6 separate regions of the Homo sapiens genome follow, and regions 1, 3, 4, 5 and 6 are each linked to region 2. A link is a loop called in an ENCODE intact Hi-C map of the cell type or tissue named here. Cell type or tissue: heart left ventricle. All regions are shown on one strand.

What was found. A loop is a pair of places that touch in the nucleus more often than their neighbours do. Peaks named below come from ENCODE experiments on the same cell type or tissue, not always from the same donor. Only the 100,000 strongest peaks of a DNase experiment are listed, where the experiment ranks them.
Region 1: it touches region 2 in a loop (2.0-fold over the local background); 45 of 110 quality-filtered maps call a loop at or near these places.
Region 3: a loop joins it to region 2, with 7 times the contacts of the local background. A loop is called at or near these places in 13 of 110 quality-filtered maps.
Region 4: it touches region 2 in a loop (2.4-fold over the local background); 26 of 110 quality-filtered maps call a loop at or near these places.
Region 5: a loop joins it to region 2, with 2.0 times the contacts of the local background. A loop is called at or near these places in 3 of 110 quality-filtered maps.
Region 6: it touches region 2 in a loop (2.2-fold over the local background); 11 of 110 quality-filtered maps call a loop at or near these places.

What each region holds. Positions count from the first base shown.
Region 1 is chr12:29,772,634-29,776,633 of GRCh38, reverse strand. The region is part of intron 1 of TMTC1 (transmembrane O-mannosyltransferase targeting cadherins 1); the gene reads left to right. Among named protein-coding and RNA genes, the nearest start is that of TMTC1, 9.3 kb to the left of the region's middle. In heart left ventricle, no CTCF peak of the experiment used is centred here; no DNase peak of the experiment used is centred here.
Region 2 is chr12:29,550,931-29,554,930 of GRCh38, reverse strand. All of the region lies in intron 10 of TMTC1 (transmembrane O-mannosyltransferase targeting cadherins 1), which reads left to right. The region is part of intron 5 of LOC105369714 (a long non-coding RNA gene); the gene reads right to left. Among named protein-coding and RNA genes, the nearest start is that of OVCH1, 55 kb to the right of the region's middle. In heart left ventricle, a CTCF peak has its summit at 2,408 (motif pointing left); a DNase peak (open chromatin) is centred at 2,400; H3K27ac peaks cover 233 bases.
Region 3 is chr12:30,284,732-30,288,731 of GRCh38, reverse strand. LINC02386 (long intergenic non-protein coding RNA 2386) reads left to right here. Exons shown (of 5, transcript NR_183469.1): 2 at 269-323. Among named protein-coding and RNA genes, the nearest start is that of LINC02386, 10 kb to the left of the region's middle. In heart left ventricle, a CTCF peak has its summit at 2,204; no DNase peak of the experiment used is centred here.
Region 4 is chr12:29,888,173-29,892,172 of GRCh38, reverse strand. All of the region lies in intron 4 of LOC105369715 (a long non-coding RNA gene), which reads left to right. LOC105369716 (a long non-coding RNA gene) reads right to left here. Exons shown (of 3, transcript XR_931477.2): 3 at 1,610-1,723. Among named protein-coding and RNA genes, the nearest start is that of TMTC1, 110 kb to the right of the region's middle. In heart left ventricle, a CTCF peak has its summit at 2,258 (motif pointing right); no DNase peak of the experiment used is centred here.
Region 5 is chr12:29,663,433-29,667,432 of GRCh38, reverse strand. All of the region lies in intron 5 of TMTC1 (transmembrane O-mannosyltransferase targeting cadherins 1), which reads left to right. Among named protein-coding and RNA genes, the nearest start is that of TMTC1, 120 kb to the left of the region's middle. In heart left ventricle, no CTCF peak of the experiment used is centred here; no DNase peak of the experiment used is centred here.
Region 6 is chr12:29,732,791-29,736,790 of GRCh38, reverse strand. The region is part of intron 5 of TMTC1 (transmembrane O-mannosyltransferase targeting cadherins 1); the gene reads left to right. Among named protein-coding and RNA genes, the nearest start is that of TMTC1, 49 kb to the left of the region's middle. RefSeq lists an enhancer at 2,903-4,000. In heart left ventricle, no CTCF peak of the experiment used is centred here; no DNase peak of the experiment used is centred here; H3K27ac peaks cover 2,209 bases.

The DNA.
Region 1 (4,000 bases), 220 kb before region 2:
CCTGGCTTGCAAAGTAGGGACTCAAGATTTATCATTGAAAGAAGGAATATTATTTGTCAATTAAAAATGAATTAATTTTTTAAAGAATGAATAAATCCTTTTTGTGACTGCTCAGATTTTTCAGGTAAATACTAAGGTAAGGCTACATGATTATAATGTAGAGAAAAAGTCTGCTTGGTTTACTTTTTCACTAATTTACCTTTGTTCTTTCTTTCTCAAAGAGAAAAGTGGAGGCAGACTAGGAATTTCCTCAGATGTATACAGAGGATACCAATGGGTTCTGTTTACTGAGAGATTCTGAAAGGGATGACTTTGAATTTCTATTGGAACTTGCTGGAACTGTAACTCTGTGTAGAGAATGAAGATCTGTAGCGCTTTTGGATCTTACTCTTCTTAGGTGGCAGGTTGCAGCACAAATGGTTGGTGGATGCTTGCTGCAAAGTTCAAGGTGAGAAACAGCAGCTGTACCTTCAAAACCCAGAATTATAGGGGGTTCTCACTACACTCCAATCTCAGGTTCCTAAGATTCATCCATGCCTATGCTTTCTATAAGGAATGGCCTTGTTGGATCAAATGGAGTACAAGTACCTGAAAATATGTTATCAGAGAAACTAACATGACAGTGATTTTTTTCTGGTCTTCGTGCTGGATTCTTGGGAGGAAACTTCTGATCCCTTGGAATTTCCCAAGTGAGAGGAGTTTCTTTATTATTCATGATGGACTCCTGGGATCACACCTAAGTTTATGCTAAGGAGGAGTTGACTCATGGTGGGCTCCTAGATGGTTATAGGGTGAGGGCTGGCTGTGGTGTAAAGACCAATTATATGATTAGAGGGTTGGGGCTGTGAGGCATGTGATATCACTCCTATATCTCAACCTCCTAGGAGGGAAGAGGGGCTGAAAATTGAATTGTTGTGTGGTCAGTGATTTCAATCAATTGTGCCTACATACTGGGACCCCCAATAAAAACTCTGGACACTGAAGTTTGCTTGAACTTCCCTGGTAGGTAATCATACCTTGATGTGCTAGGAGGGTGAAGCATCCTGAAGAAATAGAACATTTATGCTCAGGGCCCTCCTGGACCTTGTCCCGTAGGTTTCTTCCTTTGATTGGTCCTGACTTGTATCCTTTATAAGAAAACTATAGCCATAAGTATAGGGGTTACTCGATTTCTCTGAGTTGTTCTAATGAATGATCGAACCTGAGGGAGTTGTGGGAGGCCCTGATTATGTAGCCAGTTGGTCAGAAGTACTGGTGGCCTGAGGAACTTGTGGCTGATGTCTGAAGTGTGAGGAGTTTTGTGGACGACTTTGCCCTCAACTGGGAGTTTTTGTTAATTCTGGGAAGTTGATGTCAGAACTGCATTACAATCAGGCACTCCACCAAACACCAAACACACATTTAAAAAAAAATGCTAAAAATTGACAGCTCAGTTAAAACTAAAATATTTGGCCTTGGTCTGTCATAATTTTTATTATTTGCTGGCTCTCTTTTTGAGGATTTTCTTCCGGGACTTGCTACCTTCCAGATATATTTACTGATCTTCCTGCCTTCAGTTTTCTTACCCTTTCTTTAGTACAGTTATTACTCTAATAACTGTACTATTACTCTAGTACTAATGTAACAGTGACAATAACCTCCCTTCCCATGGGGCAGCTTTCCTGTGGGGCAGCTTCCTCATAGCCAGATAAGGATGTGATGCCTTGAACTCAAATCAAAGCCATGAATTTTGCTTCAGCTGCAGAGTATCAATCTCCCCTCTGGACTGTTGTTTGCATTGGTGCCTGGGAGCTACATCATTTTGTACTTCAGATACATTAAGCAATAATGATTTGCTGATTTATTCCTGGTACTGAAGGGAATGCAGAAGAAGAGCAACCAAAATGATTGAGGGCCAAAGGGATTTTTGCCTTAGAGGAGAAATGAGAAGAACCAGATGTTGTTATTTATTGGTTGAATGATCTAAGAAGACTATGGAAACCTCTTATAAGCATTTGAGATCTGTAATGATGGCAAGAGGTTGGGAAAAAGAAAGATGAACAGTAATAGAGGAATACAGGAGAATGTGCTGTGTGCTTAGCATTGGGCTGTGGAAACCCATGCTGAAAGTGTTGGAGAACCCAACACTGGAGACACCAGAAACAGATAATAAAGGGTTACTTTTAATTTTTGGTTTTCCCTGGTTTGTATTTCTTTGGAAAAGAATGTACTCTATTCTTTGTGTTACTGCTGAGAAATCTGGGCTTTTCTGGAAAGCTGGGCAATACTAGCAGCCTTCCCTTAAGCTTTGAAACCTGTCTCTCATTGTTCTGAGTATCACCTGACTTTGAATCACCTGGGTTGCTTGGGGGCCGATCTCTGGGCCCTAGTTTAGATCTGCTGCCTTGGAATATCTTGGGATGGGATCGGAGAATCAACAATTGTAGCTACCACACCAGATGATTAAGACAGTTGAGAACCACTGGGACTCATGGGGGCCCATGTTTAATGAGGTTGAGATGCTAAAATCTCCCTGGCATAATGTAGAGAAAGGAACGCAAAGGCTTATTGAGATAGGAATGCTGGCATGCGTTTATCACATGCCACCTGCACACACACACACACACACTCATGTCTCCACTGTATTCCCAGAGAGGGCCAGATGACTTTCCCTTTTTTGAGGCATTGAGAATTACATTGGTGAAGGAGCACCTGCAACTTCGAGAAGCTCTTTGGTGGATCTCTTCTGTAGGCCAGGTGTGATGTAGGAGATGCTGCCATTGAGGTGGACTTTCTGACTTCATGGGGTGATAGGTTCCTGGAGTACCAAAGACCAAGTGGCAGAGCTTAGCTGCCAAAGACAAGGTGAATGCCTTGATCATGATGGGCCTCTGGGACACAGTGATAATCAGAATGTTTTGACCTGCAGCGATCATTGGTGGTGGCTTATTAATCATATTGTCCCTAGGAATGAAGTAGATGGGCAGCCCTCTAAAATTTTGCTAAAATTTATTCCAGGAAAACTCCAGCTTCAGGGCCAGGAATCAGGCTTGGGTCACCACATGTAGAGTCATGATGTCTTACCCAGTTTGCAGACCTATGCCAGTTCCTTGAGGTAGAGCCATTTGATTGACATGGAGTTGGGGTCCTTTTGAGGAAGGACTCTAGTCCTTCTCTGCTGTGTGTCTCTGTTTCACAAATACAGACTGTTACTGTTTTGTTTTGTTTTGTTTTTCCTAAATCAGAGCTATTGTCAAAGAAGAAACTTAAAAGACAGTGATGGGGTTTATCTTAAGCTCCAGGCTGTGGGAGTGAGGAAGCAGAGGGCAGCCAACAACTCTTTCTTCTCCCTTTCTCTCCACCCCACAACCCCCTTTGGTGCCAGATTTTGTGACCCCATACCCTTTCCTGGGAAGGGATATGGCATGCTGCAAACCAGCTTATCTGAGAACTCACGGCCTTACATTTCTGGGAAGTTTTACAGGAAGGCAGAGTGAGTTCAGATGGAGAAGGGGCGATTTGGGTTCATATTTGTGGAACTCTGGAAGGTTTTCAGATAGTGAGAGATGGCTATTAAGATTATTTCCAAAAATATTATTTTATTTCCTACTGCTTGGCCTAGTTTTAAATGAAGAATGAAGGCTACACCAAATAAAATGAGAGATTCTTGAAGTCAAAGGGAAAGATGATCTTTTCCAATTGCAACTTAATGTAAGTTCAGTAAATTTTCATTTAGAATCTATTGTATGCTGAGTGAGATGGATACAATGACAAAAAGAAATTAGTTTCCTATAGTGTATGAAAAACGTTTGAGGAATATAGTTAATGAGTTTTTTAAAAAATTGGTTAAATACTTTCAAAGGGGTACATTCAGGGTGATATAGAACCTGAGATGTTCTTTTTAGATGGTATTTCATGTGGGTTGTCATTATACTTCTTTGTGGACATTTCTGGTTATCCAAGCAACTGATATAATTTTAAATCTTTAAATGTGTACTAGCTTCAGTGTTACCTCCTACTT
Region 2 (4,000 bases):
TGAAAGACTGAGGAGAATATAGACTAGAAAATAAAACACATTCGGTGTGCTTCTTTATATGTATATTTTATTTCATGTATATATTTGAGACAGAGTCTTGCTCATTCACCCAGGCTAGAGTTCAGTGGTGTTATTATGGCTCGCTGCAACCTCTGCCTCCCAGACTCAAGTAGGTGGGACTATAGGCATGCCCCCCCATGGCTGGCTAAGCTTTTTGTATTTTTTGTAGAAGTGGGGTTTTGCCATGTCACCCAGGCCGGTCTCAAACTCCTGGGCTAAAACAATCCATCTGCCTCAGCCTCCCAAAGTACCGGGATTATAGGCATGAGACACTGTGTCTGGCCTGCTTCTTTGCATATGTATAGCACAATATAGGTTTTAATTATCGTTAAGTCTACAATTTGTAATTTTCTTTGACCCACCTTAATACACTGCTCTGCTTTTTCTTACTTTTAGTCTTGCTAAAGACTCGCTAACGTCTTGCTAAAAGTAAGAACATTCAACAGTCCTTTTCCATGCCCAAATCCCTACTAACAGTGATATTAAAACTAATTGTGTATTAAAAAAAAAACAAGAAAGGAAAAACAACTGATAATGAAGACAAGTGTACAACTGTGGTGGAAAAAATATTTTAGTTCTAAGAGGCTCTTTTTAAAAATAGCAAATCAAACAGTGTGACAAAAATTAGATCTACTTATTGTAGATAGCTAGATACAGATCATTATCATGTTGTTATTTCACTCTGCTACTTTTATGAGCACGTATTTCTTTATGTGAAGTTCTAAGGATTTGTGTTTTAATAAGTCATTGTTGCATCTGTATATGTCCTCCTTAAGAGCCCAAATAACGTACTGGTTATATAAAATCCTGTAAATGTCTTTTGGGGTACCTGGATTATATAGCGCTACATTCAAAAATCATATAGATGAGTATTTTACCCATAGAAGCCAAATATAAAGGCTTGGCTACAAAATGGCGTTTCTTGTTAGGAATGCTATTCTACAGTTATGATCATAATATGGTGCTGAATTTGGCTCTAATTGAAAATAATGGCAGATATTCTTATAAGTTTCATTTTGCTAAGACCTGAGCAAAAGATGGATGCTCTAACTTTCCTTTTTCAATTTTCATCTTATCACTGCTAACATCTTAAATTAGTACATGTGAGTTAAAAATGCATTTTGGAACTTGGCAATGGCTACTTTTCACAGTAAGAGGAGTTATTGGGTAACCAACACAGGATTTTTTACCCCTTCTCTTTTTCAGTAAAAATCAATTCTTGATGATGATCCAAATCAACAACAATGCTTTACATTTGTATAAGACTTTACTGTTTCCTGAGTGCCTTTTTTTTCATGATGCCCTTACAATGAGTCTTTACAGTGAATAGGAAAGAAGAGAAAACAAGCTCCTAAGAAGTTAACAGAGGTCCAAACAAGTTATCCTTGTTTACCTCCTCTTGCCTGTTACACCATAGAGCCAAGTGGCTGTATCTCAGCATAGGTCAGTCATAGAATTCAGTAGATTAAAATAATGATAAGAGCTAACTCTGAAAAGCTTTCCAGTTTACAGATAAGTTTCTTTTAATATTCATTATTTAATCTTTAAAACGATCTATTAGGAGATATATTGCCTTCCTCATCCCCATTTTACCGGTGAGGAAACCAAAGTTCAGAGGTTTTATGTGACCTTGGCTCAGGCCATGGCAGAGCCAGGATTGAATCCCTACCCTTGAACTCCTTTTCCTGTTCACTTTCCATTACCCACGTGCCCAAATAGCTTTCCAATCCAAACATTACATAATATTAGACTGTTTAATGGCATGCAATTGCCTTTTGGGAGAAAGGACCACCCTGCATCTCTCTTAAAGAAACAGCAAATTTGATTTCCATCACCCTGAAGTTATGTTGCTAAGTAACAGAGAGAGATGACCCAGAAAATAGCACTTAGATAACTGAGCTTTATTTCTGCTTACCTTAATACATTTCTGAGCCATAGCAATGGGTCAAAGGCAAGAAGAGGATAAAAACACTTTCAATTTGATTTGACTTAATCTGTTTTACTATTTATTCACTTTAAGATGTACACAATATTGATTTCTCCATTGAGTTAACTTTTGAGTTATTGAGTTAACTTTAAAAAATTGTATCCTTCTTTATAACCTGGAACTTAATGCTCATTCTGAGAATCCAAGTTATCTCTTTAGATGTGAACAGTTTATATTTGATAATCCCTGAGAGGAAGCACTATCATTATTCCTGTTTGATTAATAAGGAAACTAAGATTTGGAGAAAATAAGTAACATGCCAAAGTCCTTTAGTAAGGAAATAGAAGACACAGAATGGAACCTAGACCTGCTCTAGCCCTTCTGCCCCTAACCACCGCACTCTACTGCCTCCTTGTGGCCCACCTGAAAACTGGGCTACAGCCTGCAGCATCACTGCCCAGTAGAAATGAGAGCCATACATGTAATTTACATTTTTTTAGGTAGCCAGATTTTAAAACATTTTAAAAAGTGAAATTATTTTTAATAATATTTATTTAACCCTAATGTATTCAAATTATTTTAGCATGTGATTAATATTAAAACATAATTTTTAAAATTTAATGTGAGAAATTGAAAATATTACTGAGATGGTGTGCATTCTTTTTTTTTTAAATGAAATATTTGGAATGCAATGTGTGCTTTACACTTACAGCACATCTCAGGACAGCCATATTTCAAGTGTTCAGTAGCCACATGTAATTTGTGGCTACTATATTGTACAACACAGATGTTTATTAATAACCTTGACTTCGAAAGAAATATGAGTCTTTGTCCAGGCCAGAAGCTCTAAATAAGACGTGACTCTATCAGAGCATCCAAGGCAATCTTATAGCAACTCATTTGAATTCTTGGAATTATATGACAGACGGCTTCAGACCCATTCATAGCAGCAGACTTCACTGAGTGTTATCCAAATATATCTGGCCCCTTTTATGACCATTTCACTGGACTTTGCAGCTAATATGTCATGATGCTGTGCAGCACATTTACAGTGTGAGAGGTTGATAAGAAGCAGCTTTCCATGCCAGCATTCTTAATTTATATTAATTCTTGTTGGCTTTGGTTAGAATTTAAAATGTCAAAAAAAAAAAAAAAAGAAGAAAGAAAATAGGCAAGATTAGCATGAACTTTTTATGGATGAACAGAGCGGAAGTCCCTGATGGCTCAACAGAATATAATAGAATATTTAAATTCAGGATATGGGAAAAATATTTCTGTGAATGCTCTGTTAAAATAGCTGTTGGTGTTTATTACTGAAATGGAATATAAAAAGAACTTCTTGAAGAACCATGTCATACCTCCCTTATTGCCAAAACTACCTTTTGTTCACATAATAGAATATGAGTGTTAGGTAGGTATTACAATAAATCTTATAATCAAAACTCAGGGGAAAATGTAATGGAATGTCCAATAATTGAACTATATAGCAGATGAATTTGATAACAGGATATATTTGATTTACTTTAGTCTGATCCTTTAGAAAATTGAATATCTAAAAAATATTAGGAGGCAGAAATAAGGGTAACCATTATCTTTTAAGTGCTAGGGATATGTTTCCTAATACCTTTGGCACTAGCCACACAAACTTTTATTTCATAAAAAGGAAGTTGATACATTCAAGATAGTAGTTTTTCTCTACCTTTTAACTGAAGCCCCGGAGAGTAGACAATGCCAGCCACATGGATAAAGAAAACTTTTTAACACCCTTACTACCACATTAGTATACCAGCTTCAGATGAGCATTTTCTGCATCCTCCTCTTAGCATGAAATTCTATCCCCCACTCTGCACCCCTGTGGTAGTGACCTGTTCCCTCCACCTTTAGTTACTTCTAGTCCCAATCCCATTACACTTGCTCCCCTTCATCTTTGTCCAAATCATGTTTGTTTCTCTCTAGCTCTGTCTCCCTGCTCTTTTTTTTTTTTTTTTTTTTTTTTTTTTTTTTTTTTTTGAG
Region 3 (4,000 bases), 730 kb before region 2:
CAATTGATTAGAAAAAGTGAGAAGAGGGACCAAGGACCGGGAAGCTTATAGGATCACACCAGGTTTCAGGCTGGAAAGTGGAGCCCAGTTGAGTAGAGTGGGGGTAATGGAGCACTTTAGGACATGATGGATTGGGAAGTTCTTTACATATCTAAGTGGAAAAGTCTTGGAAGCTTTAAGATGTACTAGAGCTCTGTGAGGGTAGGAGATACAGATTTTGTAGTCATCAGCTTACAAATGAATGATTGAAGCCATACTCTCACTTCAGGAGAGAATAACCAGAGGAAGGGCTGAAAATCCTGGAGAACACCAACATTAACAAGGTGAGCTAAACGAATTCAGAGATGGGGTAGAGTGAAAATTAAATGGAAGAGTGTGCTATAGAGATAGCACAATGATTAAGAACTTGGTCTTTGAAGTCAGGTCACCTGAATACTAGTTTCCTTATAGGTAAATAAGAATAAAAACAATATCTATCCACTCATGAAAAGAAAATCCTCAACAAATAAGAAACAGGAGGGAACTTCACCAACATGATAAAAAAAATCTGTGAAAACCCTACAGCTAACATATTTCACATGGTGAAAGACTGAATATTATCCCCCTTAGATTGAGAACAAGATAAAGATGATAATGTTTATCAGTCTATTCAGCACCTACTAAGGTTCTAGTCAGGGCAATTAGGCAATGAATCTATAAAAGGATTCAGATTAGAAAGGAGGAAGTAAAGTTATCTTATTCACAAATGACATGATCTTATACATAGAAAATCTGAAGGAATCCACTTAAGAAAACCCCTAGAATTAATAAATGAGTTCAGAAAGTTCACAAAATAAACATACAAAAATCAATTGTATTTATATACACCGGCAATGAAGACTCGAAAATAAAATTAAGAAAATTATTTCATTCACAACAGCATCAAAAAGAATAAACTATTAGGAACAAATATAACAAAAGCAAGGTGTGTATACTAAGAACTTCAAAACATTGCTGAAAGAAATTAAAGACAAGTAAATGGAAAGGCATCCCACATTTATGGATTAGAAGACTAAATATTATTAACGTGGCAATACTCCCCAAATTCTTACAGGTTCAATCCAATGCCTGTCTAAATCCCAGCTGGCTTTTCTGCAGAAATTGATGAGCTGATCCTAAAATTTATATGGAAATGCAAAAGACAGAGTAACCAAAGCCATCCTGAAAAAGAACAGGATTGAAAGACTTATGCTAATTTCAAAACTTACTACAAAGATAAGGTAATACAGAGAGTATGGTACTAGCATAAGGACAGATGTATTGGTCAATGGAATATAATTGAAAGCCCAGAAATAACCCCTTTCATTTTCAGTCAATTGATTTTTGATGAAGGTGTCAAGAAAATTAAATGGGAAAGAAAATCTATTTTCAACAGATGGTGCTGGGGCAATTGAATATCCATCTGCAAAAAATTAATTTGGGTCCCTACCTAACACCATACACAAAAATTAGCTAAAACAGATCGCAGACCTGAATGTAAGGACTAAAACTATAAACCTCTTAGAAGAAAACATACTAGTAAATCTTTGTGATCTTGGGTTAGGCAAAGATTTCTTAGACACAGCATCCAAAACACAAGTGAGAAAAGAAAAACAACCCAGCAAATTAAACGTAAGCCAAATTACAAATTTTACACATCAAAAGACACGGTCAGGAAAGTGAAAGACAACCTACAAAAGGGAAGAAATAAGTCAGATATCTAATAAGTGACATATCCAGAAGGACTCTTCCAATCCAATATTAAAAGATAATCCAATTTAAAAATGGGCAAAATACTTTGAATAGACACTTCTCTAAAGAAGATATGACCAATAAGCACATTTAAAAATGCTCAACACTATTGTTACTAGCAAAATGCAAATCAAAACCACAATATCACTTCACACCCACTAGATTGACTATAAACAATAAGACAACAATAAGATAACAAGTGTTGGAGAGGATGTGAAAAAATCAAAACTCTCATACATTGCTGGTGGGAATGTAAAATGGTGTAGCCAATTTTTTGGAAAATAGTATGATAATTTCTCAAAATGTTAAATATAGAATTGCCTTAAACCCAGCAATTTCACTTCTAGGTATCTACACCCAAGGGAAATGAAAACATATGTCCAACCAAAATCTTTTAGGTAAATGTCCATAGTAGCACTATTCTCAAGAACCAACAGATGGAGACAAACCCAACGCCTACCAACTGGTGAATGGAGAAAGACATGTAGTATACCTATACAATAAAATACTGTTTACAATAAAAAGGAAGTTCTGATACATGCTCCACAGCATTGATATACCTCAAAAACATAATGCTTCTTGAAAGAGGTCAGACACAAAAGAACACATATTGAAACAGAATCACCTAATACATATACAGAGAAAAATAGATTAGTGGTTGCCTAGGGCTGAGTTGAGAATGATAAGTGACTCAATGGGCACAGGTTTTCTTTCTGGGATGAGGAGAATGTTCTAAAAGTAGATTTTGGTGATGGTTGCACACTTCTATAAACACACTAAATATACTAAAAATAATTGAATTGCACACTTAAAATGGGTGAATTTTATGGTATATAAATTATACCTTAATAAAGCCGTTAATTTTTTAAAAGTTTTAAAATTATAATATTTATCCCTAGCACCAAGATTGTGGTCTCCAAATACCACCTACCACTAAAAAATCCCCAAAACTTCTTGGAGAAATTGCTGATTTCAGGTCTGAGCCAGAAATGCATAAGATAAGCCTAGAACACATTGTCACTCTAGATGGCAAGGACTCTATCAAAGATTGTTAGAATGATATCAACAAGTCTCAAGAGGAAATTTAAAGGGACTCATTCTGACCAAATATAGGATATTTTATACATTGATAAGGATAATAATTGGAATGGATAGAAATACGTCAAATATGCTTAAATTTCTGCATTCATAATAATTATTTTTTAAAAATAAAAGTCATCGCAATCGTAGGATATAAATGAGACAAGACATCATTTTGAAAAAAATATTGAAAAGAAAAATTCAACTATCTGGTCTTTTCTATATAAATTGTACAACTGGGTAAAACAATAATTTATAAAAAGCAGTATCTACAGTATGACAGCCAATAAATAAAGAAGGAATGATATAATAATGCCATTATTTTTCAATTCATAATTGATCAATGGATGCTAACATCACCAAAAGAAGACAGTTAGACATTACATTTCTCCTGATGGAAGAGCCTAGCACAGTTTTTTTTGCCCTGCTCTTCAAATCCAACCTGAATTTGATCAAATCTTTGGATCAAACTATTAATTTATAGTAAATACAGAGAACAGAAGAAAGTGAGGGAAAAGTTAAAGAACTTCATGAGCATACAGTCAGGAAAATCCAAACTCTGAGACATGGCATAGTGAGGATGTATTTAGCGAAATCCAAAATATAGGAAAACAACCTGGTTTCTTCAATAAACAAATTGCAAGGGAGAAAAAGAAGAGATGAAAGGAGAAGCCTGTAGATCAAAAAAAGTTCAAAGACAAGCAATCATAAAGTGGGATTTTATTTGGATCCTGATTCAAGCAAGCAAAAATATATAAAATTAATGGATATTTAGAGATAACAGGATCCAATAACAGGATATTTGATATTAAAGAATAGTTATGCTGAGTGGTTGGCTTAATGATGGTATTATGATTATGTTTTTTTTTTTAGTTTTTTTTTCCCTGGGTGTGGTGCCTCATGCCTGAAATTCCAGCACTTTGGGAGGCCAAGTTGCGGCGGGAGGATTGCTTGAGGCCAGGAGTTTGAGACCAGCCTGAGCACAACAGCAAGACCCCATCTTTACAAAAATAAAAATAAAAAGTTAGTCAGGTGTGGTGTAGTCCTAGCTAGTCGGGAGGCTGAGAAAGGAGAACTGCTTGACCCTGGCAGGAGATTGATGCTGCAGTGACCTATGATCACGCCATTGCACTCCAACCTGGGTGACAGA
Region 4 (4,000 bases), 340 kb before region 2:
TAAGAATGCAATATGTAAGTCTTATTGGCACCAATTTTTAATTAATTTCCTAGGACATAAAATTATAGTGTTTTTTGTAACTGATGGTTTCTTATATTTAATGATACCTGCTACTTGTGTATTAGATGGTAATAAATACCCTGGAGAACACTAAAGCATAGAATAGCAAATGCCGAGTAGGCGGTTTGTAATTTTAATCAGGGAAAGCAGAAAAACCCATTGAGAACATGACATTTAAATAAGACTTGAAGAGAGACTGCACTGTGCAGACAGCTGAGAAAAGAGTATTTTAGGGAGGGTGAACAACCAGTGCAAAGGCCCTAAGCAGGATCATATCTGGCTCATTTGAAAAACAGCAAGGAGCGAAGTAGTAGGAGGTGAGGTTGAAAGCTCATGGGGTACCACCTTACATGAACCTTGTAGAGGATTGTAAAGATGTATTTTAAGATTATATGGCCAGACGCGGAGGCTCACGCCTGTAATCCCAGCACTTTGGGAGGCCAAGGTAGGTGGATCACGAGGTCAGGAGTTTGAGACCGGCCTGGCCAATATGGTGAAACCCCGTCTTTACTAAAAATACAAAAATTAGCCAAGCGTGGTGGTGCGCACCTGTAGTCCCAGGTACTTGGGAGGCTGAGGCAGGAGAATCACTTGAACCCGGGAGGCAGAGGTTGCAGTGAACAGAGATCATGCCACTGCAGCCCAGCCTGGTGACAGAGCAAGACTCTGTCTCAAAAAAAAAAAAAAAAAAAAGATTATAAGTGTATTCACATTTGTACTAAGTTAGGAATCCATTTGAGAATTTTGAGCAGAGGAGTAATATGATCTGGCTTACATTTTTAAAGGATCCTTGCAGTTGCTAAGACATAGAAAAACACTGAAGGGAGGCAAAGACAGAATCAGGGAGAATAGTTAAGAGGCTGTCATAATCCAGGAGGGAATGATGGTAGCTTGAACCAGTGTGGCAGTGTTGTGAAGTTCATCAGAAGTGACTGGATTCGTGACTCATTTTGAAAGTAAATCCAAAAGATTTTACTTACGGATAATTTGGATAATAATAATAAAAAAAAGAAGCAAGGTGACTTCAAGGATTTTCATCTTAGCAACTAGATGAAATTGGCATTAACTGAGATAGGGAAGACAACCAGAGGAACAGGTTTGGTGAGACTCTCAGGAGTTCATCTTTTTTTTAAAATTAATTAATGTATTTATTTATTTTTGAGACAGAGTCTCGCTCTGACACCAGGCTGGAGTGCAGTGGCACGATCTTGGCTCACTGCAACCTCCGCCTCCCAGGTTCAAGCGATTCTCCTGCCTCAACCTCCCGAGTAGCTGGGACTACAAGTGCACGCCACCACGCCCAGCTAATTTTTGTATTTTTAGTAGAGATGGGGTTTCACCATCAAAACACCCTAAGTATGTGATGCGTTTGTCAGACATCCAAAGGAAGATGTCATGTAGGCAATCAGATACATGAAACTGGACCTCTCGCCACCAGTCCTTTGCCAAAATTTTCCCAGTCAGTCATGTATGTATTGGCTGGAGTGTGTCCTCTTGTCGTTTCTTCAAAATGAATAACTTTTCCATTAGATCTCACCTTCCTGTGAGCAATGCTTCACTGAGCTCTTACATATTCAAAGCCATCTGGTAATACCATGTCCTGGAGAGAATGTCATCAATAGGATCTATCAATCGCAGGTTGCCATGTAAATTGGTACAGCCGCTGTGGAAAATAGTTTGGTAACATATTTTAATATTGAACATTTACAAACCCTATTAGCCAGCAATTCCATGCCTACATTTATATTCAAGAGAAAATCTTAACAAATTTATCAGAAGACATGAACAAGAATATTCATAACAACATTGTTACAGTGGCAAAAGCTGGAGATTATCTAAAAGCTTTTCAACAAAAGAATGAATAAATTAAGCTATACTCCCATAATGAAATTTTATATAGCATCAAAATGAATGATCTACAGCTAAACTCAACAATATGAACCAATCAGCAATGTTCCATGTTTCATCTCTTCTAACGTGCAGTTTTTCTTATAGCATCTTAGAATTCTGAGCTGACTTGTAAGGACTTTTTTCTTTATTACTGGTTGTGCCACTTATTAAGAGATTGCCTCTCAGCTCCAAATTCACCTTCCATAATCGGCTGTTTGATGTAACGCATGAGACTGCAGGCAGGAGACTGCAAATTCAGATGTGTGCTTTGCCAACTGACTCCATGAAGACTTTCGTCAATAGGGGGCGCCAGAGGAGACTGCCTTGCTAGAGAAGGAAGAAGGATTTGCTCTTCCTGTTCCTGTGACCTCCATCCCTGCCAATCTTTCTTCACAGCAGCAGTGGCAGTTCATTCCCACAGCAGCAGCTGAATCAGCTTGTAATTCTTCCATTATTTACAGAACCAGTGTGGTAACACTCCACCTCAGAGGCCTGGGTCCCAGCCTTAGGAAGGCCCCTCCTCTGGGGTCAGGCACCAGCAGCAATTGGGCAGTGCCTCCTCAGACATCTGAGTTTCAGCCCCACAGGGGCCCTTTTCTAAGTTTATCCCTTAGTTTCCTTTGTTTTCTAAGCCATAGGGGATGATAGCTCCTTCTTCTATGATACCTTAGAGTTCTCTTTTTGCCCTTTCAGTGGATAACAACCTTATACCTAGTACTGGTGTTTTATATAAAATTTCTCTGCTCAAGTAACTGGTGTGGTTTCTAACTATTGTGATGATATATAAAATAATTGTGTTTCTTGTAATGGATGCAGTAGTAGATTTGAAGTTTCAGAAGGTCCTATGTAGCAAAATAACTTTTGCAAGAAGTTAAAACAAATTTTAAAAACTATATATTTTAGGAACACACATGCACATACACATGATTGAGGTTGGCGCTGACCTCTGATGTAGGGAGGCAGAGAGATAGGGCATGATGGAGGGGCCCGTGGGTAGGCATGTTAGTATAATATTCTGGTTCTAGTAGTTGGGGCCATGAGTTTATCATGTTATTGAGAGGTGACAACGTGGTAGCAGCCCTCCCTTGCTCTTGGCACCTCCTCGGCTTCTGCGTCCACTCTGGCCGCGCTGGAGGAGCCCTTCAGCCCGCCGCTGCGCTGTCGGGATCCCTCTCTGGGGCTGACCCAGGCTGGAGCCGGCTCCCTCTGCTCACTGGGAGGTGTGGAGAGAGAGGCGCGGGCGGGAGCCCAGGCTGCGCACAGCGCTGGTGGGCTGGGGGGGGTTCCGGGTGGGCTATGGGCTTGGTGGACCCCGCACTGGGCACAGCCTGCTGGTGCCTGCTGGGCCCCATGTGTGGACCACTGTTCCCTCTTCACGGGGCCGTTGGCCACGATGGCGGGTCTCCATCTCTTTCTCCCTTCCCCTCTTTTCCTCTTGTTTGTCTGTGAGGAGCTCCCTCTGGGCTGCCAAAGTGCCTGGGCTAGGTGCCGCAAAGTCCGGCAAGTGTCAGTGAGAGGTGAAGCCGGCTGGACTTCTGGGACTGGTGGGGACTTGGAGAACTTTTCTGTCTAGCTAAAGGATTATAAATGCACCAATCAGCACTCTGTGCTAGCTAAAGGATTATAAACGCACTAATCAGCACTCTTGTGTCCAGCTAAAGGTTTGTAAATGCACCAATCAGCACTCTGTCAAAGCAGACCAATCAGCTCTCTGTAAAACAGACCAATCAGCTCTCTATAAAATGGACCAATTGGCTCTCTGTAAAATGGACCAATCAGCAGGATGTGGGTGGGGCAAGTTAAGGGAATAAAAGCAGGCCAGCCGTGCCAACAGCAGTAACCCTTTGGGTTTCCTTCCATGCCGTGGAAGCTTTGATCTTTTGCTTGCAATACGTTTTGCTGTTGCTCGCTCTTTGGGTCTGTGCTTCCTCTGTGAGCTGTAACACTCACCTAGGTGGTCTACAGCTTCACTCCTGAAGCCAGCGAGACCACAAACCCCCCTGGAAGGAATGAGCAACTCCAGACGAACTGTCTTTAAGCATTGTAACAC
Region 5 (4,000 bases), 110 kb before region 2:
GGAAGTAACTTGAATTCAGAGTTTAAAATTTCTGGAAGGAAAATTTATCATAGCCTTAGAATGGGGTATTGAAGGTCAGTCTGAGTTTCTGAGTAGATAGAACTGAAATATGCATCATTGTTTTCTTAGAATAGTGAGCTCCTTTCCTTCAGAATCTTTATTTGAATATCAAAGGAGACATCAAAGGTTGTTCGACTCCTCCATGGAATGCCTTTGCCTATTAAGGTTTAGACGAGGCACTTCATGGGTTCAAGGAAAGTACATTAAAGAGAGAACCCATAAACACTTAAGTTTCCTTTATTGTTAAGTGTCAAAAGACACTTAAAATTCTTTTGTTGTTTTTGTTAAGCTTTTGCTTTTTTTCTGATGTGAGCTGTGTCTTTGCTATATTCTGATCAACTGAGAAATCTTTTTTCTTGAGTTTCAAAGAGAAGCAGTAAATCTGCATTTCTGTTGAAAAAGCTCTGATTCCAAAACATTTTTTTGATCTGAATATGTGACTCTTTACTAATTTCCTTTTTGCGTTGAAAGAGCAAAGGAAGTTAAGTCAATTAAGATTGATGTTCTAGAAGAAATTTCATATATCACTGTTTATGATTTGTTGCTATAATGTTAAACAGTTACAATTCATTGTATCTGAGATGTTTGCTACCTGGAGCTGACATTTAGGCAAAAATTATCAGGTGTTTATAGATTCTGAGAACAGCTGGAAAGACTAATTTCATATCTTCATTGAAATCATTAGTATTCCGGGTAAGGGAAATGGCACTATTACCATTTCCAGTGGAAAGTGGTTTTTCTCTTCCAACTTGCTGCCACATTCCAAACTGTGAGCACTTTTATTTTGTACCCTGATCTACCACGAGAGGGTAAGGAAAACACAGAAAAAGAAAAGGGGTAGGCCGGGTGTGGTGGCTCACACCTGTAATCCCAGCACTTTGGGAGGCAGAGGCGGGTGGATCACGAGGTCAGGAGATCGAGACCATCCTGGCTAACACAGTGAAACCCCGTCTCTACTAAAAATACAACAACAACAACAAAAAAAAAATTAGCCAGGCATGGTGGTAGTCCCAGCTACTCAGGAGGCTGAGGCAGGAAAATGGCATGAACCCAGGAAGCGGAGCTTGCAGTGAGCCGAGATTGTGCCACTGCACTCCAGCCTGGGTGACAGAGCGAGACTCCGTCTCCAAAAAAAAAAAAAAAAGAAAAAAGAAAAAAAGAAAGAAAAGAAAAGGGGTAGATGTTTACAATTTGATTTGGCTCAGTAAGCATTTATTGATCATCTTGCTATATGTGTTAAAAATATTCAAATAACACTTGTTAAAGCACTGTAAGGAAAACCTTAAGGTGAGGATGGGTCTGTTGCAATTGATACGGAGACCACTGTGATGGAATTTTGCAGTAGTGGAGAGAGTTGGGGCTTAACTCTGAATATAGCATGGACAAGTGGGAATTTATAGCCAGTGAGCAGGGTGTGGTGGGTTGGGGGGGCATCAGTGGATGGAAAATTACTAAGAGAAAACATCATGAATAAGGGAGAATTCTGGCTAAATAGACCTAACAGGATTATTCCTAAAGATAGGCCAGGGTGATGAGACATCTCCTGGGAGACGGTGGAGGATGAAAAACTTGATTAGATATTGACAGTGATCAGCTCTGATGGTGGGGGTTTCTGGCTAAACTGATTTAGCGGGATTCTCGCTAAGACTGGATTTTACAAGAAAGTACACAGATGGGCCTAGGAGAAGGTTCAGGAACCTGACTAGGTTTTGGTCAAACAAAGAAACTTTGTCATATGATCAATTATTTATTGACGTGATAATTCTGTGTTAACAAAGGTCATTGATTTATAATAAGCATTTATTTAGTTCTCAAGATTATGGGTGGGTAGATGATTATGGTTGGCTGGTTGTTCTGATCTCTGCTAATATCTCTCAATAGGATTTGAGGACCAAGTAACTATGGATGGTAAACTTGACCTTTATTTGAACATGATATACTGGGATGGTGGATGTGAGTAGTCAGAAAATTTGGGTATGTGGGAGCGTAGATTAGGGAATTTACTATGGCTAACCTTAGTCTTTTGCTTTTATTTGGCAAGAATCAGAAGTTGTTACAAATACTGTTTTACAATGCCAATAACCTTGATGCCAATACCCTCGATTAATGTTCAACTGTTTTTTCATATGCAACTTCAAATTTTGAAGGGCCTCCTCCAGGTGAAGGGTCAACTAATATTTGACTTTTCACGAATCCCTTGACATTCCTTTCTCTTTTTTTTTGAAATTGGGTAGTTTCTTCGTTTTTCCTTCGTCAGTTTTGGTGTCATCAGTTGGTGAGAACATCCAAGGATCACAATATTTTAGACCTAAAACTGACCCTGAGACCATTTGGTCTAACATTCATTAATAAAGGAAGGAAGTAAAGCTCAGGTAGATTTATTTTACATCATGTGACAAGTTAGATGGGATCAGAGGAATAGAACCCTGGACCCTTAGTTCTCATTCTGTTGGTTTCATCAGTGGTCTGGTTTTGTTGTTGACATGTTCTCTGGCTTTGCAAGGAAAAGAATGGAGAACTTGACTGGAATTAGAAAAAAATAGTAATAGCATTTACATAGTAAATTGTATTTGAAGACAATTTTAGGTACTTTATCTTATAGTTGCAATGAATAGCTGAGAGAATCTGATGTCATAGTTAAGTATTATTTCCAGTTTTATGTTCTCCTCCTTTAGAAGAAAGAAATTATAATGTTCTTCCTCATGGAATTGTTGTAAGTGGTGAATAAGTTACTACACTCAAATCACTTAGATTAGTGTCTGGGACATATTAGTTGTTGCTATTTTTATTATTGCTGTTAATAGTATTGTTATTGAGTGTTGTTATTTGGTTCTACTTCACAGATCGTGTGTATTGGACTGATGGGGAAAGTTTGTTTATTTTTGGTGTGGGTAGGGGAAGAGGAAAAGATGCAGAGAATTTAGCCCTTAGAGTGCTCCTGTCTGAGCTTAGGGATCTCAGCCTCTGACCTAGTGTTTACCAAAAAAGAGGGCCATGTTATTTTGGGTTACTTTCTCATTTACTATTGGTCAACAACTAGAAATAGAAATCTTGAAGAGGTCATCTTTTTTTTTCGTCCACTGCTCTCTTTACCAATTTAGGCTTTCATTACATTGGGATGCTACATTTTATTTTATTTTATTTTTTTTATTTTTTTATTTTTTTATTTTTTATTTTTATTTTTTTGAGACGGAGTCTCGCTCTGTCGCCCAGGCTGGAGTGCAGTGGCGGGATCTCGGCTCACTGCAAGCTCCGCCTCCCGGGTTCACGCCATTCTCCTTCCTCAGCCTCCCAAGTAGCTGGGACTACAGGCGCCCGCCACTACGCCCGGCTAATTTTTTGTATTTTTAGTAGAGACGGGGTTTCACCGTTTTAGCCGGGATGGTCTCGATCTCCTGACCTCGTGATCCGCCGCTACATTTTAACAATAAATTATTTGGTGCCTTTAGCTTCTTGAGAAATGGACTTTCTCAGGAAACCAGGGGACACTTTACAAATATGACTCAGTGAAATAGCCATCATAGCAAGCTTTCAGAGAAACAAAATATGGAGAATTGGCTGGGTGTGGTGGCTCACGCCTGTAATCCCAGCACTTTGAGAGGCCGAGGTGGGTGGATCACCTGAGGTCAGGAGTTTGAGACCAGCCTGGCCAACATGGCGAAACCCTGTCTCTACTAAAAGTACAAATATTAGCCAGGCATGGTGGCGGGCTCCTGTAATCCTAGCTACTCATGAGGATGAGGCAGGAGAATAGCTTGAACCCGGGAGGCAGAAGTTGCAGTGAGCTGAGATCACGCCACTACACTCTAGCCTGGGCGACAAGAGTAAGACTCTGTTTCAGAAAAAAGAAAAGGAAAATTTACCTAAAAATATCCTAAACTTTGTGGTTTGTTGTTCTATAGAAAGGAAAACCACTGCTAATTTTTCCACTATGTTAAAA
Region 6 (4,000 bases), 180 kb before region 2:
GTTGCACGTAGTCATGGTGGCGCACTAGTGAGTCACTAGCTTTTTATTTTTGTTTTTTAAGAGAGAGAATTTAGGCCGGGCCTGGTGGCTTACGCCTGTAATCCCAGCACTTTGGGAGGCCGAGGTGGGCGGATCACAAGGTCAGGAGTTTAAGACCAGCCTGGCCAACATGGCAAAACCCTGTCTCTACTAAAAATACAAAAATTAGCCGGGCGTGGTGGTGGGCACCTGTAATCCCCCCTACTCAGGAGGCTGAGGCAGGAGAATCACTTGAACCTGGGAGACGGAGGTTGCAGTGAGCCCAGATCGCGCCACTGCACTCCAGCCTGGGCGACCAAATAAGACTCTGTCTTAAAAAAAAGAGAGAGAGAGAGAATTTAAGTAAGGAAAAGGTTACTTTTCTTTATTTCTCCTTTTTTTGTTCTGAATAAATTTAAGTTATTCAGGGGAGTATGAAAAAATAATGTGATAAACATCCATATTCCTATTGAGTCATACTTTTTCCGGTCCTTTTTTTTTTTTTTTTTTTGGCTTTACCTAAGGAGTGAAACTACGGGTGGAGCTCAAGTCTACCTTAACATAGCCTTTGGTCCCATTGCCTTTGCTGTCTCCTCAGGGGCAATGCCTGCCCTGGGCTTTCTGTATATTGGCTGCTTTCTGAGCCCATAACGATCTCATGTAAATTATGCTTCACCCTTAGTTAATCTGGTCATACAGTTGATTTCCCCAGAGAGAATGGACTGGACGATCTATGTGGCCAGGAAGAAAATGTACCCACAGGAATCCTCAGGTGTCATCTTGTCTTAATCTCCTCAACCTACAGTCTGTAATAGACCCGAGGAGACTCTACAAATCCGAAGTAACCCAGAGAGAACTACTTTTCCCAAGCCCCAAATTATGCAAGGCTGACTCAGAGATTTGTCTTTTTTGTTCGTACATTGTTTTCACCTACGGCAACACCTGCTACACGGTTGATGCTTAGCTGGAGGTAGGTGGATGTGGCCCTCCCAACCTCCTACTTGGTCCGGAAGCTGCATCTGCACCAACAGTGACTCTTAGCAATACCCAATGTACATTGTGAGGCTTTGAACTCAAGTTAAAAATGCAGTCTTCCTTCCGTGCCTGTCAACATTGATGCTAGAGTATTTTATGAAATGGCCCTGCTTCAGTGAGTATACTTTCACAAGAATTTATTAAACACCTATTACATAATGAGGTAATAGTTTTACTGTATATAATCCTGGATTCCAATAAATAATTCTGCAGAATATATTGAGCATAATTAGTAATACAGCTGACATTTATTGAGTGACTACTATATTTGCCTACTCTTTTCAACACTTTATGTAAATTAACTCACTTAATCCTTATAACGACTCTATGTGCTTGGTGCCATTCTTATCTGCATTTTGCAACTTCAGTAAGGGAGCCATGGGGAGGATAAGTAATTTGCCCTGCAAAAATGCAGCTAATAATGGAGAACCTGGAAATCAGGCCCCTGCAGCATGGCTCCTGAGTCTTAATTCACTCTGTTTTTCCTGTGCAAGCAGAAAGCTTGTTTTGATGGGAAATCTAATAACTTTAAAAAGTGATCAGTTTAAGGATAGCACCTACTTAAAGAATGCAGAGGACTCTGTGTCTTCATGCAGGTCTATATGCTGAATGTGTGTTGCTGTTTTCTTCTATCATGTGCTTTACCTCTGCTCACCTAATCCAGGTTCAGCTTAGTTCTGCGGTTGAATGTGAACACGGTTGGCATATGCTTAGTTGTTTAATGGTTAGATATTTTTAACTAGTGTAGAAGAAGCTAACGCTTGTAACAGAAGCCAGATACTAGTGAGAAGCAGAGTTCACACACACAGATTCAGCACGTTATGTTCTGACTATATTTATACAGAGTTGGAATAGATCCAGCAGTCCCAGGCAATCACTTTAATCAGTTAAAAGTGGCAATAGATGGTCTTGAAGCCGAAGGAGTCATGCCTCCTGGAAATATTTACCGTAACAGCTTCTGTTCCAAAAAGGAAAAGAAGAAAATAAAAACTCTAAATAACCAACTACTGAAATTAAAGCAAAATTAAGTTATTATTTTAAATGAGCTTTTTGAAAAATCGCTAGTGTGGCAGCCCAATAGGAAAGGCATGAGAAATGTGGTATATTCTTAAAGTATTTTGCTCAGGTATTTTAAAAATATGATTCTATATGTGGATCTATCTGTGTCTATATATAGGCATCCTCCGTTTGGTTTGTAGAACTGTCAAAATAACTTATGATCGTCTGGCTTATGGACACAGGTTATCCACCTGCTTACTGCAGCAGCCCAAAGGCAGAGCATGCCAAATGGTGGGACATGCAGGGAGAAGGACTGGTATCCGGGAAGGGTCAGGAGTTCATCCATATTAGGAGTTCTTGTGTCTCCTAGAACCCACTTGAAAAAATCAGAGCATACCAGTTATTCTTCAGGTTAGTAAATGCGTGTGACCTTTATTAGAGACAGGCAAACTCAGCAGGGTATTTCAGGAGAAATAAATTATCCCTGTGAATAATTTGTACTTTCCTGGAAATTAAGAGACATGTGGAAATGTAAGAAGACAAAAGGCAGTATTGAATTAGGAAAAAGAGAATCATAGTTTAAGTAGATACCTTTTGTCTGCTCAGTGGGAAAGCAGTGTGCCAACATCTATTTTAGGACACATTCTGTACCTGGGCAAAGTAAAAGAGAATGGGGAGTATTGCATTATGAAAAGGCACAAAGACCTAAGCAGTAATATCAGAAGCAAGACATTTTCCCCAGTAAAGTCTTGGATGTAGGTCTTCAAAGAAAAACAGATAAACAACTTCAAGTGCATTAATATGTTGTGGAAACTGCAATGAAAAAATAATGGCCTTGCATTGTCAAAGCAAAGACATGGGAAGCTTAGCAAGTAAAACAATAAAATGAGCAGAGCGATATTGAAACAGGTGAAGAAAAGAGCATGATGTGTTGAGTTCAGAAAAATTATTGATGGCACAGAAATGGAGAGAAAGACTGATGAGTGAATAGAGAAGTAGCTCATAAGAGATTCAAGCTCACACTGAGGCATAAAGCCAACCTGACTGCAAATTTTGTCAGGTTGCAGCTAGGAGAGTGACAAGGCAGAATGTGTTCAGAAGATGGAAATTTTTATCAAAAGCTGTTAATTCTAGAAGGAATATTGGAGATAAGAGTGTGGTGAACAGCTGGCACTTTAGCCTGACTTGTATAGCCTCCCTATGTCACTAAAATGGCTGTCAGCTCTTTGGTGTTAGGCATAAAAATAATGTGATAATAAGTGAACAACTTTTTAGAGGATGTTAAGGATTTCCCTTCATTATGGCTTTTATGTTAACCAAGGGCATTCTCATAGGTGATTAAGTCACATCAGGTAGGCCCTAGGCCTGGGTCTGACCCACGCAGTTACCCCCTCAGGATTCTGAGAAGGTGAGAAAGGAGGACGTGAAGGAGGCTCTGTGGAGCCAGACTGCCTACTTCCGCCACCCACACCATCTGTGACTCAGCAAGTTACTCAACCTTTCTAGACCTCAGTTTCCTTATGGGCAAAATGAGACTAATGTAACATCTCTCTCATAGGATTGTTATGATGATTAAAGCAGGTAATGCCCAGGGCTTGACATCTCATGTTCCATATTTTGCATGGGAGAAAATTGAGTTCAGAGAAAAGAACTTGTCAAAAGTAACACATGCAGTCACTATTTGAATCCAGGTCTTTCTTGAGCCAAGTCCACGTTCACTGTACTGGGAAGCTCAGTATATATAGGAGAAGGTACTGGAACATTGTTGGAAACCTACAGCTGAGTATAGAGGTGAGAGGCTTTATCCTGGAGGCCCTCGAGCATAATGAAATTATGTGGATAAGAGACCAGTTCCAATCTGTGTTGTTGGACTGACTTTAAATGGCATGAGAAGCCTGCATAAAGGGGATGTGGGGAGTGGCCTCCTCCCTCTGGACAGGGTGATGGG